Regions from separate parts of the Homo sapiens genome. Here region 2 is linked to region 1. Evidence: chromatin contacts called from ENCODE Hi-C or POLR2A ChIA-PET data. All regions are on one chromosome and are shown on one strand. The core of a region is the stretch at or near the end of the contact, and the rest is flanking DNA. Distances in the headings are between cores, read along the strand shown. Region 1 overlaps ZCCHC7 (zinc finger CCHC-type containing 7). Region 2 holds the start of LINC01627 (long intergenic non-protein coding RNA 1627).

Region 1 (6,403 bases), core at 1,305-3,804:
TAAGCAGCTTTTTCTCAACCAAAAATGGATTGAAAATACAGTTTTCATAGGCTGTGAAACCCACGTATATAGAGGGCCAACTTTTTATATGTGCAGGTTCCACAGGGCTGACGGGAACTTGAGTGTGCAAGGATTTGGTTCTACCAGGGTAGTCTTGGAACCAATCCCTCATATATACTGAGGGACAACTGTACACAAGAATATTTTTGAATCCCACAGGATTGTTAAAACAATCTGAATAGAGTCGATCTCCCTCCTTCAAACCTTCCTTTTTTACTGTTTTCTGTTTATGTGTAAATTTGGAGAGTGGTAACAGTTGCCATTTTGCATTTCATTGGTTTTATATTTCATTTTTTAAGAACAATTTTAAGTCAGTCTTATAGTTAACATAATTTCAAGTGGTCATTTTGAATTTTAATGATGAAAGACATTGAGATACAAAAAGCAGCTTTGAAAGTTGTAGCAAAGCATGCTTCATACATGGATCCTTTGAATGAAAGAATAATAGCATGGATGGTTGATGAAGGAATAGAAGCTGCTGCTATTTAATGTATTCTTCACTCTCAGTACATGGATACAGCCTCCAAATGTTACAAAGAAAATAATCATCAGCACAGCATCTCTGCATACCTGTGGATTGGTCTTTTTGTAAAGCAGCCTCATGGTTTTCTTAGAAAAGTTTTTTATTTAAAAATATATCTCTAGACACTTACTCCTGGTAGGCCTGGGAAAATGTAGATTACTTCATGTCTCTTCAAAAGCCTTTCAAAGAAACAAGTCAAGCTTGATTTGTGTTTTTGAGATAGAGGAAAGTAGTAAGGTAGGAGGACAGAGGAAATCTTAGCTTTAAAGGGAGAAAAAGATCTTTCAGTCCTTTTGTCAACACTTTAGTTTCTGCATTAGTCATAGGTCCCTTCCCCCTTGGCCATGGGTGGACCAAAGGAATAGCAGCCATTTGCACGTTTGTGAAAGGACAGTGGAAAGAAAAGAAAATAGCTGATACAAGAAAATGTGGGAGATTATTTCCCCCACTAGGTTTTTACAGTTGTATTTTTAGATTAATCAGTGGTTTCTGGATATTTGGCCTCCTTTTTTTTCTTTTATTTTGCTGTTTTTGATGTTATAAAATACAGTGCTAAGAACCTAACCCTATTAGTGAGATATTATTCAGAGTCTAATTTTTTTATTGTTATAATGAAAGTCATGTAGAATGCAAAGCTAGTGGACACAGTTAATACTCATATTTGGTAGAAATACTTTTCCTCTACCAAGCTGAGTTCAAATTGTGGGCCTGCAAGTTAACTGATACTGGACAGGTTAACTGGAGAAAAGATAAGGTTTATTCACACTTGAAGGAGCACTCAATATCAGTAACTCTGAAGAAGAGTTTAGAGGGTTATAGAAGTAAGGGGTTATGCCTCTTGCTGTGGCACACCACAGATGCCAGCACTTTGGGAGGCTGAAGTGGGTGGATCTCTTGAGCTCAGGAGTTTGAGACCAGCCTGGGTGACATGGTGAAACCCTGTCTCTACCAAAAAAATTATAAAAATTAGCCTAGCGTGGTGGCAAGTTCCTGTAGTCCCAGCTACTCAGGAGGCTGATGTGGGAGGATTGCTTAAGCCTGGGAGGCGGAGGTTGCAGTGAGCCAAAATGGTACCACTGTACTCCAGTCTTGGCAACAGAGCAAGACCCTGTCTCCAAAAAAAACAAGAAGTAAGGGGCTATATACCAACTTAACAAGAGGGGGTAGCTTAGGGAGTCAAAGGACAGAAAGATCTCATTTACACAATTTTTTTGTTATGTCTCAGTGCCCAGTGTCAGTCATCTCCCTCCTGTGGATCCTCCTGGAGGTGTGAGAGGGTTGTGACAGCTGCCTCAGTAAAGCTCTGCTTTAGTCAGATAAAAGAAGTTAAGATTTCATTCTGCATCTGCTGTTGTATTTTTGGGCCCTTCACTGATTTTTTTTTGTTTTAATATTTGTATGTAGTCTGATGCTTTTCAATGTATTTTCACATACCTCATTTTATTCTCACAGGACTTTTTAGGCAGACAGGGAAAATACTATTATCCCATTTCACAGGTCAGAAAACTGAGACTCAGAGAGGTTAAGTATTTGTCCAGGGCCACATAATTAATAACAGAGCCAAAATAGGAATTTCAGGTATTCAACATTTCTCAGTGTACCTTTGGGGTCCAATTTGAGTACTCATAAATTGTGTAATCTATTGTCAATCTATAAGTCCTTTAAAAGTGCCACGGTTAAGTAATAATTTATTTGTTTTGTAGGAGAAGATGGTATAAACTGGTCCATCAGTGACAAAGACATTGAGGTAAAATCAAATTGTTTTTAAAATTCAGAATAATAATTTCCTTTGCTTCATAGTTTATTATGATAACTTTTGGAACATTAATAAGTTTAAGTGGCTTATAAGAAAACATTTGATTTTAGCATATGAGTGATTTAACTCTTCAGAAACTTGGTTCAGCCTTGAGTTTTGTCAGTGAGTTAATAGCTGTAATCATCCAGTCCCCTTTCCCTTTCTGTTTCTCTCCTGCGGTGAGTCCTCTCAGCCCATATGGCCTGGTACCACTAAAAAGATCAACACCGGAAATAACTGCTTCTTCAGTGTAAGGAAATGGTTAGTCTATTTTTAGGATGTGGCAGGTGTTTGTCTTTGTCGATTATTAGCCTTAATTGTGGCAGATGCTACAAAAAGAGAATAATTTTATAACTTGGTTTTGGGAGATAGCTAGATTGTACTTACATGTGGTCCACTTGGCCAGTTCAGCAAAATAACAAATAAAAGATGAAAACTTTTTTAAAGATGGAATTCTACCAAACAAGCTAAAGCATGGTTGGGATTTACAGTTCCTCTTTAGATATTCCATATGATATGCATTGTTGGTACTCTCTTACAAGATCCTAGATTTAGATTAGAATATGGGACAGTTAGAATTGGGTCACTCTGTAGGCAGAATGGATCTTAAAAGGATTCCAGTGGAAAGAAATTATCTCATTCCTTTATTTCTATAAAGGAAGACTGGATTATCAGTCTTTTATTATCATCCAGTCTTGTAGGCAGTAACCCTGTGCTGTTCAAAAGAATGGATATATTGGGTAGCTGTACTAACTTTACAAAAGACAAAGTCATAAAAACACCATTCCCTAACTCAAAATTTAAGTAGCCCTCCCATTCAGAAAAACATGGTGTACATTCAGTTATAGAAATCAGCAGTGGCTGGCCGGGCGTGGTGGCTCACACCTGTAATCCCAACACTTTGGGAGGCTGAGGTGGGTGGATCACCTGAGGTCAGGAGTTCGAAATCAGACTGGGCAACATGGCGAAACTCCTTCTCTACTGAAAATACAAAAATTAGCCAGGTGTGGTGGCGGGCGCCTGTAGTCCCAGCTACTCGGAAGGCTGAGGCAGGAGAATCGCTTGAACCCAGGGAGGTAGAGGTTGCAGTGAGTCGAGATCACGCCACTTCACTCCAGCCTGGGCAAAAGAGTGAAACTCCGTCTCAAAAAAAAAAAAAGAAAGAAAGAAAAGAAGTCAGCAGTGGCTTTGACTGAATGCTACCGCGGTGTCTAAGTGATGCATGTCAGTACCCCTGCTCGATCTGAAACATAAGTAGAGAAAGATTAAAAAAAAAAAATCACATGGAGAAGTATAAAAGACTCAGCAGGCGGGAGGGGCAGACAAAAAGCAGTAGAGTTACCTTTATGGCACCTCCTTTTATGTTTTTCTACCTCTTTTTTTTTTTTTTTTTTTTTTTTTGAGATGAAGTTTCACTCTTGTTGCCCAGGCTGGAGTACAATGGCACAATCTCGGCTCACCACATCCTCCGCCTCCCAGGCGCAAGCGATTCTCCTGCCTCAGCCTCCCAAGTAGCTGGGATTACAGACCTGCGCCACCACGCCCAGCTAGTTTTGTATTTTTAGTAGAGATGGGGTTTCTCCATGTTGGTCAGGCTGGTTTTGAACTCCCGACCTCGGGTGATCCGCCCACCTCGGCCTCCGAAAGTGCTGGGATTACAGGCATGAGCCACCACGCCCAACCTCTACCTCTTTTTAAGAGAACAAGAGAGATCATAAAGTTCCCCTGTGGCTAGGTTCTAAGTTGAACAGATATAACTAATAATTCTCTTGCTTTATCAAGGTAATGGAACTGACTTGAAGCTTGATGTATCTTTATTTGCTTATAGTTGTCTTTAACAAGAGTAGTAGATGGCTTTTATTTAGCAGTGAAACAATTTTTTTAATTCTTGATTTTTTTTTCCCTTAGGCCCAGATAGCTAATAACCGAACACCTGGAAGATGGACCCAGCGGTACTATTCAGCCAACAAAAACATTATCTGTAGAAATTGTGACAAACGTGGTCATTTATCAAAAAACTGCCCCTTACCACGAGTACGTGAAATATGCTTTGCTTCTTTCCACATTTGTAAACTCAAAATCTCAAGGGTGAGGCTGGGCACGGTGGCTCATGCCTGTAATCCCAGCACTTTGGGAAGCCGAGGCAGGTGGATCATGAGGTCAGGAGATTGAGACCATCCTAGCTAACATGGTGAAAAACCCCGTCTCTACCAAAAATATACAAAAAATTAGCCGGGCGTGATGGCGGGCGCCTGTAGTCCCAGCTACTTGGGAGGCTGAGGCAGGAGAATGGTGTGAACCCGGGAGATGGAGCTTGCGGTAACAGAGATCACACCATTGCACTCCAGCCTGGGTGACAAAGTGAAACTCTGTCTCAGAAAAAAAAAAAAAATCTCAAGTGTGAAACCCTATAACCTTAGAATTCAAATCTTTTTATAGTATGTGTGTTAAATTTCATGTAGCTTACAGCCTAGTGTCGGAGAAATAATAATAAATTTGGAGTCAGAAAAATGTGGAATCAATTTTAACTTATCATTACTAGTTGTATGGGCAAATCATTTAACCCTCTGTGCTTCTTGTTTTCTTGTCTATAAAATGAAAAGATTGAATCAGATGATTCCTGAGACCCCTTTCACTTCTAAACCTTGTACTTCATAAGATAGCTTATTTCAATGTGAGATAATTTTTATCGTTAGAAAATTATAATTTGGGGCATTTTTAAATGTTTATTAATGTAAGTTACGTTAAGCAGGTACATCAACCTTTGGAACAACACAGAACTGAAGATCTTAGACGTTTCCTGACCAGATAATTAGCTCTTAACAAACATTTCTTCCATTTCTCCTTCCTCTTCCAAATGACTGCTTTTCAAATAGTTCAGACACCTCTTATGCTCCTTTTTTGTTCTTGCTTCTCCAGTCAAAACAGCTTCTTCTGTATCTGTTCCTCCTATGACTTAGCTTCTAGATATCCTCCTCATTCTACTTTCCCTCTTACATACCTTTCATTTTGTCAATATTCCTATAAGAAGAGGCATAAGGAATATATGCCAGCTGCTAGTATGTACAGACTAAGCCTTTTTGGCAAACAATATACATACAGTGTTTTGGACATTTTGTTTGATTTTTACAGTTGTGCTCAGGATTCTACCTTTATTGGGATCTCAAATTAGAAAAGATTTTTTTATGGGATTATATTGAAAAACAAATACTAATCTTCTACCTTTTGAGACTGAAGAGATTTTATGTTTTTTTCGCCACATAGAAAGTTCGTCGCTGCTTCCTGTGCTCCAGGAGAGGACATCTCCTGTATTCCTGTCCAGCCCCCCTTTGCGAATACTGTCCTGTGCCTAAGATGTTGGACCACTCATGTCTTTTCAGACATTCCTGGGATAAACAGTGTGACCGATGTCATATGCTAGGCCACTATACAGATGTGAGTATCCTGCATATAACTAATTTGTCAGGCTTTGGAGGGAGTGTGCAAGTTTGTAATTAATGTGCAAGTTTATAACTATCAGTCAGCATACCTAAAGGAATGTTTACTCCGTGAGATATATATATATATATATAGTCATGTCCATTTTGTCACTGAACATGTATATAAAGCAGTGCTCTAAATAATATAGGGGTAAGGAGCCTACTGAATCAGAAGACAGCATCAAGAGATAGCATTAATAAATATTTTAAGCCCATTCTAGCCCTTTTTCTTTATAAGCTTGTTAAATAAAGGCTGAATTTAAAGAGGTAATAAATAACATGTAAAATTTGTGTATTCATATTTATTTATTTATTTATTTATTTTTTGAGACATAGTCTCACTCTGTCACCCAGGCTGGAGTGCGGTGGTGCAATCTCGGCTCATTGCAACTTCTGCCTCCCGGGTTCCAGCGATTCTCCTGCCTCAGCCTCCCGAGTAGCTGGGGCTACAGGAGCATGCCAACACTCCTGGCTAATTTTTGTATTTTTAGTAGAGACGGGGGTTTCACCATGTTGGCCATGCTGGTCTCGAACTCCTGACCTTAG
Region 2 (6,403 bases), core at 1,517-4,016, 92 kb after region 1:
AATGCACTACACAAATTTAATTCCCATGGTCTGTGGCTGAGCAAAGGAGGTTTCAAAAGAAAATTTGTGCATTCTAGTTCATGAGCTCTTGCTGTTATTTTTAAAGAGCTCCATGGAACAAATGGGTGGACTCCAAGCACCCTTTGAGCTCTAACAGCCTAGAGAAGAGGTGGGAAGGGGGTGCCTCTTTTCTCTTCCCCAGCTGAGTTCAGAGGTCAACAGTCCTCACAGCTGGACATGGGCAGGGTTGCCCAGTAGCTTAGGGGTCACTGGTCATAATGGCATCCTGCATGGCAGAGACCCTGGGAGTAGCATTTTCGGCAATGTTTGGGTTACAGACCTCCTTCCGAGTCGCCTGGAGAGGTCTTTCCCGCCCTTTGTAGTGGATGTATGATTTTGTTTGCAAGCGTCCTTGGGAGAACCACTCCTCCCACAGCATGAGGCTGTTAATCCTGGTGGCTTCTTCCTCCAACCCAGGCCCTCTGAGGAGCACTCTGCCCCACCCCTCGGCACGTGATTGGTTCAGAGGCAGGCATGTGACTCAAGAAGCCAATAAGAATTCTTTTCTGGGATTGTTACTTTAGTCCCTGGGTGAAAGGAGGACTCCCCTGGATAGAGCTGTCTTGCTGGGACGTTCTCTATCTGTCTGCCCACCACCATCTTTCCTAACTCATAGAAGAAAGCGAAGCAGAGAGGCAAGAGATGGGGGGGGTGGGGAGAGGCGGGGGGAGAGAGAGAGAGAGAGAACTGACAAGGCTGCTTGAGCCCCTGCATCCAGCTATGCCTGCTTCCCCTCAGACTTCCACACTTCAGGAGCCAATGAATTCCTTGGTTGCCTAAGCTACAATGAGTTAGGTATCTCTCACTTGCAACCAAGAGTCCTTTAAGGCCCACTCAACAGGGCTGCCATATACAGTGACACCCCTTCGCTTACACAGTACTCAGTCTTTTCAGATGAATGAAGTAAATTGTTCAGTCATCATCTCCTCTCAGAAGCCTTCCTTGATTTCCCTATACAGAACCAGTCACTCCCTAATCTATGCTTCCAGGAATCTTGTAAAAATATACACTGTGGCCCAAGTCCCTCTGTGTATTTATGATAATATAAATTGAATATAAGAATATAAATTGAATATTCAATTTATATTCTTACACACATGCTTGTCTCCCCATCAGAGTGGGAGATCCTTGGGGTAGAGACTAAATCTGATTTATCACTGTTTCCCCCGTACCCAACCAAGAAAGTGCTTAGGTGTTTATTGAGTGAATTATAATCAAATCTCACTACAACAAACAATTGGGATGTCTCATCTAATTTGTTATTAAGAAAATTCTCACCTGAGTGGGTGGCTCACACCTGTAATCCCAACACTTTGGGAGGCCAGTGTGGGAGGATCACCTGAGCTCAGGAATTTGAGACCATACTGGCAACATAGGGAGACCCTGTCTCTACTAAAAATAAAATAAAAATTAAAAAATTAGTTGGTCATAGTGGCACACACCTGCGGCCCCAGCTACTCGAGAGGCTGAGGTGAGAAGACGCCTTGAGCCCAGGAGGTGGAAGTTGCAGTGAGCCGTGATCACACCACTGCACTCCAGCCTGGGCAACAGACAGAGACCCTGTCTCAAAAATAAAAAGAAAGAAAAGAAAAGAAAATTCTCAGCTGAGCACTGTGGCTTATGCCTGTAATCTCAATATTTTGGCAGGCCAGGGGCCTGAGGCTGCTTAAGTCTGCTGACTGGCCCCAGGTCACACACAGTGAGTCTGGGTCCCATAGGGACCGGACGTGCTGACCTCTGTGGAGCTTTGCGCCCAATCACCCAGAGGCAGCAGGAGGAGTTTCTTTTTTGTTTTATTTTGTTTGAGACAGGGTCTTGCTCTGTTGCTGAGTTCAGAGTGCAGTGGCACAATCATAGGTCACTGCAGCCTCAATCTCCTGAGCTCAGGAGATCCTCCCACCTCAGCCTTCCAAGTGGCTGGCACTACAGTTGTGTGCCACTATGCCTGACTAATTTTTTTTAATTAGAGATGGGGGTCTCACTACATTATTGCCCAGGCTGGTCTTGAACTCCTGGGCTCAAGAGATCCTCCCACTTTGGCCTCCCAAAGTGCTGGGGTTACACATGTTAGCCACCATGCCCACCTCAATCAAGATTTGTTTCTTTTCTTTTTTTATTGAGATAGGATCTCACTCTGTTGCCCAAGCTGGAGTGCAGTGTACAGTGGCATGATCTTGGCTCACTGCAGGCTCTACCTCCTGGGCTCAAGGGATCCTCCTACCTCAGCCTCCTGAGTAATTTGGACTACAGGTGTGCACCATCAGGCCTCGCTAAATTTTGTTTCTTTTGTTTTGTTTTGCAGAGACAGGGTCTCACTATGTTGCCCAGCTTGGTCTCAAACTTCTGGCCTCAAATGATCCTCCCACCTTGGCCCCCAAATCTGTGGGCTACAGATGTGAGCCACTGCACCCAGCCTCGAGGTTTGTTTCTTAAACTATCACCCTCCAGGGGCTGCTCTGTATTCATGCACCTTCATGCATTTGGCTCTGGGCTCTACCCACCTCCCCTCACCCCAGATTCTGCCAAGCTGGTGCTTAGGACAGTGGCCCTCCCACTTACGCTGAGGCCGAGATCTCTGACATGTTTGTGGGCCTCACTTCCCAGGTGCCTCCCAGCCCCACATGAGCTGTCTCGTAGGGCCAAGACAGCACTTTTGTATGGGGGTCTGTTTCAGAGGCACAGATGGCTCCAAACACGTCTTCTGCATCTGTAAAAGATAACAGGTGTACATTTAAAGAAAGGAATTCATACATATTTAATGATTTAGCTTAAGCAACTGGGCAAATATTCATTTTCTTAAGGTGGTAATACATAATTAACTGATAATAAAATTAATTGGGTAAAACAGTCTAAAAATAATGCAGTACTTATTACATGAGGGAATATAACTGCATTGAAAGAGGTTTAATTGTTCCAGAGACTGATGAGTCCCCAAAAGCAGCAAAGGGAAGAGGTTTTTCCACCTTTGGAATAAGGGCTCTGAGTGGGCGCTTCCTGTTCACCCTGTGGGAATAGGGTGGGAATGGAGGGTGGAGAGGAAGATGGTTTCTTGCAATTTAACAGCTTCACAACGGGTTTAGAGAGCATCCCAATGTCTACTCCCAACCCTAACCACACATCTTCACCCCTGCCAGGTCAAAAAATACAGAAAAGAAAGAATCTACCACAGATACCCTTTTATTAGATCAGAAGAGAGAAAGCTTGTAGACGCCTCGTGAACTCACCCCTTCCACTGCGAAGTGCCAGACCCTGGGCTGGACACCGTGGGAGAGGCCAGCTGGGCAAGTCTGTCCTTCGGGGAGGTCTGGGGTGTTTGGGGAAGGGAGATAGGGACACACAATCCTCACAACAACTGCAAAAAGAAGTGTGAGCACGTGGGGGCAGAGGGAGCGTCAGTCAGACGGGAGGTGATCGGGACTGGAGAGAGATGTCCCAGAGGAGGTGGCTTGGGCAGGTGGGCTTTGACTGGCGTCTATGGGAGAGGAGCCCGTAGGAAGAAGAGAGAGCAGGACAGCTGGGATTGAGTTGGGCTGAAGCCGGACCGGGGAGGGTGTGGCAAGAGATGAGGCTGAACCGGTGGGCTGGAGGAGGGGGTCCCAGGAAAAGCAGCTCTGGTCCCACCGTCAGCCCTGCCTTTTATTATTAATCTCTCTTGTGAATTCAGGTGGGAAAAGGCCTGCTGAGAGTAGTGCCAGAATTCACAGGAGAAAGATTCTGTAATTTCTTTGAGCTCTGTGACTCTGGACAAAGTATTCAGTATTAATGCAGTTGACCATGACGTCTTCTGTGTGCGCGACTGACAGACCAAATTACCTTTCCTTATCTCCTGGCGAGAAAAAAGGACCATTTTCTTGACATATTTCATAATCATTTCACCTGCTTGCCCCCTATGGAGAGCGCCGGTGACCCGGCCCCCTCCCCTCCCACACAATGCAGGAAGTATGTCATCTAATAAGCCCAGTTTCTAAAGAATGTTTTTAATCTTGGAATAGTGAGTGTGATTTTTGATTGTATTTTTAATTCTCTATCTACTTTTTTAAAAGCACACGCTTTTGTTCTAATTCTCATCTTAGCTCATCAGGGCCAGGAGGAAGCGTGGACATCTTCCATTCCATGGATCTGCTTAGCATTTGACAGGTGAGGCCCAAAGAGAAGGCATGGGCCAGGACCCCTTAGGGCAGCTGGGGGCACACCAGGAATTCTGGAGTCAGGGCTCTATGCCCTCCATGCCCAGTGGGCACCGTTCTCTAGGTGGTGCCCCAGCCCGGTAACTACAAAACCTCAGAGCATTTTTTTCTAATTGTGGTAAAATACACATAACAAAAAATCTACATCTTAACCTTCATTTTTTTTTTTTTTTTTTTGAGATGAAATTTTGCTCTTGTTGCCCAGGCTGGAGTGCAATGACACGATCTCGGTTCACTGCAACCTCTGCCTCCTGGGTTCAAGAGATTCTCCTGCCTCAGCCTCCCAAATAGCTGGGATTACAGGCACTCGCCACCGCTCACTGCTAATTTTTTGTATTTTTAGTAGAGACGGGATTTCACCATGTTGGCCAGGCTGGTCGCAAATTCCCGACCTCAGGTAATCCACCTGCCTTGGTCTCCCAAAGTGCTGGGATTACAGGCGTGAGCCACTGCACCTGGCCACATGGGAAATATTTATGATATTAAGTATAAAAAGCCGATTGTGGCTGGGCACGGTGGCTCACGCCTGTAATCCCGGCACTTTGGGAGGCCAAGGCAGGTGGATCACGAGGTCAGGAGTTCAAGACCAGCCTGGCCAACATGGTGAAACCCTGTCTCTACTAAAGATACAAAAAAATTAGCTGGGCATCGGGGTGCATGCCTGTAATCCCAGCTACTTGGGAGGCTGAGGCAGGAGAATCGCTTGATTCCGGGAGGTGGAAGTTGCAGTGAGCCAAAATCGTGCCACCGCACTCCAGCCTAGGTGACAGAGCTAGACTGTCTCCAAAAAAAAAAAAAGCAGATTGCGTAGCCAGGTGTGGTAGCACACACCTGTAATCCCAGCACTTTGAGAGGCCAAGGTGGGAGGATCACTTGAGGCCAGGAGTTCAAGACCAGCCTGGGCAACATAGCAAGACTTGATATCTACAAAATATTTAAAAATTAGCCAGGTATAATGGCACATGTCTATAGTCCCAGCTACTCTGGAGACTGAGGCAGGAGGATCACTTAGCCCAGAAGTCTTATGCTGCAGTGAGCCGTGATCGCACTACTGCACTCCAGCCTGGGTGACAGAATAAGACCTTGTCTCTAAAAAATAATAATAATAATTAATTAAATTTTGTAAAAAGCAGGTTGCAAGTTGGTATATATAGAGAATGGCTCCCACTTACATGAGTAAATATGTAAATGTCAGTGGGTATTTGCAAGGATATTTACCACAATTTGACCAATGGTTATTCCTGAGTAGTAGAATTATGGATGGCTTTTTCTATTTTCTTTTTTTAATGAAAAATGAATAAAATAAAAGTTGTCCTGCTAGGGCTACCATAACAAAATACCACAGACTGGACTGGGTGGCTTAAACAATAGAAATTTATTTTCTCACAGTTCTGGAGTCTGGAAGTCCAAGTTCAAGATGCTGGCAGGCTTAGTTCTTCTGAGGCCTCTCTCCTTGGCCTGCCGACAGCCACCTTCTTGCTATGTCTTCCCACGGCCTTTGCCCTGTGCACACGTGTCCCTGGTGTCTTTCTTCTTTTAAGGACATCAGTCATATTGCGTGAGGGTCCCACCCTTGTGACCTCATTTTACCTTAATTACCTCCTTAAAGACCTTGTTTCCATATACAGTCACATTGGGGTTTAGGGCTTCAACCTATGAATTTTGGGGAAACACAATTTAGTCTATAACAAAAGTTAGTTTGAAAAGAAAAAGAAAGTAGGCCGGGCATGGTGGCTCATGCCTGTAATCCCAGGAATTTGGGAGGCCAAGGCGGGCTGATCACTTGAGGTCAGGAGTTCAAGACCATCCTGGCCAACATAGTGAAACCCCATCTCTACTAAATAAATAAATAAATAAATAAATAAATAAATAAATAAATAAATAAATAAATTAGCCAGGCATGGTGGTGAGTACCTGTAGTCCCAGCTACTCAAGAGGCTGAGGCATGAGAATTGCTTGAACCAAGGGGGTGGAGGTTGCTGTGAGCTGAGATGGTACCACTGCACTCCAGCTTGGGCGACAGAGCAAGACTCTGTCTTAAAAAAAGTAAAGCTTGTTAAAGCAGTGCTCTTACAAAAGGACACACACAGTTCTTAGGATGAATTTTGTCAGTTTCACCCAACAGTTAATTTCTGTGCTATGCAACCTTTCCCAGA

The links. Hi-C counts contacts between places; a loop is a spot of excess contacts on that map. ChIA-PET counts read pairs that join two places held with the same protein, here RNA polymerase II (POLR2A). Pooled maps may share reads with other maps.
Region 2: a map with no recorded cell type shows a loop between it and region 1 (2.4-fold over the local background). The contact joins the promoter of LINC01627 here to the enhancer-like site in region 1. A Hi-C loop is called at or near these places in 5 of 168 maps with a recorded cell type or tissue (B cell, GM12878, OCI-LY7 and 2 more), 34 of 37 single-sample maps with no recorded cell type and 12 of 50 pooled maps. POLR2A ChIA-PET finds 5 or more read pairs at or near these places in 4 of 52 experiments (OCI-LY7, Panc1, T-cell and 1 more).

The regions. Positions count from the first base shown.
Region 1 is chr9:37,299,902-37,306,304 of GRCh38, forward strand. It overlaps ZCCHC7 (zinc finger CCHC-type containing 7), which reads left to right. Exons shown (of 9, transcript NM_032226.3): 3 at 2,287-2,330; 4 at 4,287-4,412; 5 at 5,643-5,813. Among named protein-coding and RNA genes, the nearest start is that of LINC01627, 92 kb to the right of the region's middle. RefSeq lists an enhancer at 2,591-2,640. Within about 2 kb of position 2,555, at least 5 of the 41 ENCODE cell types and tissues checked have a DNase peak (open chromatin) inside an H3K27ac peak, as active enhancers do; they include B cell, GM12878 and OCI-LY7, where a contact is called at or near this core.
Region 2 is chr9:37,392,028-37,398,430 of GRCh38, forward strand. It overlaps LINC01627 (long intergenic non-protein coding RNA 1627), which reads right to left and starts at 2,767. Exons shown (of 3, transcript XR_002956875.2): 1 at 2,620-2,767. It overlaps LOC124902153 (a long non-coding RNA gene), which reads left to right. Exons shown (of 3, transcript XR_007061478.1): 3 at 3,195-4,385. RefSeq lists an enhancer at 3,705-3,999.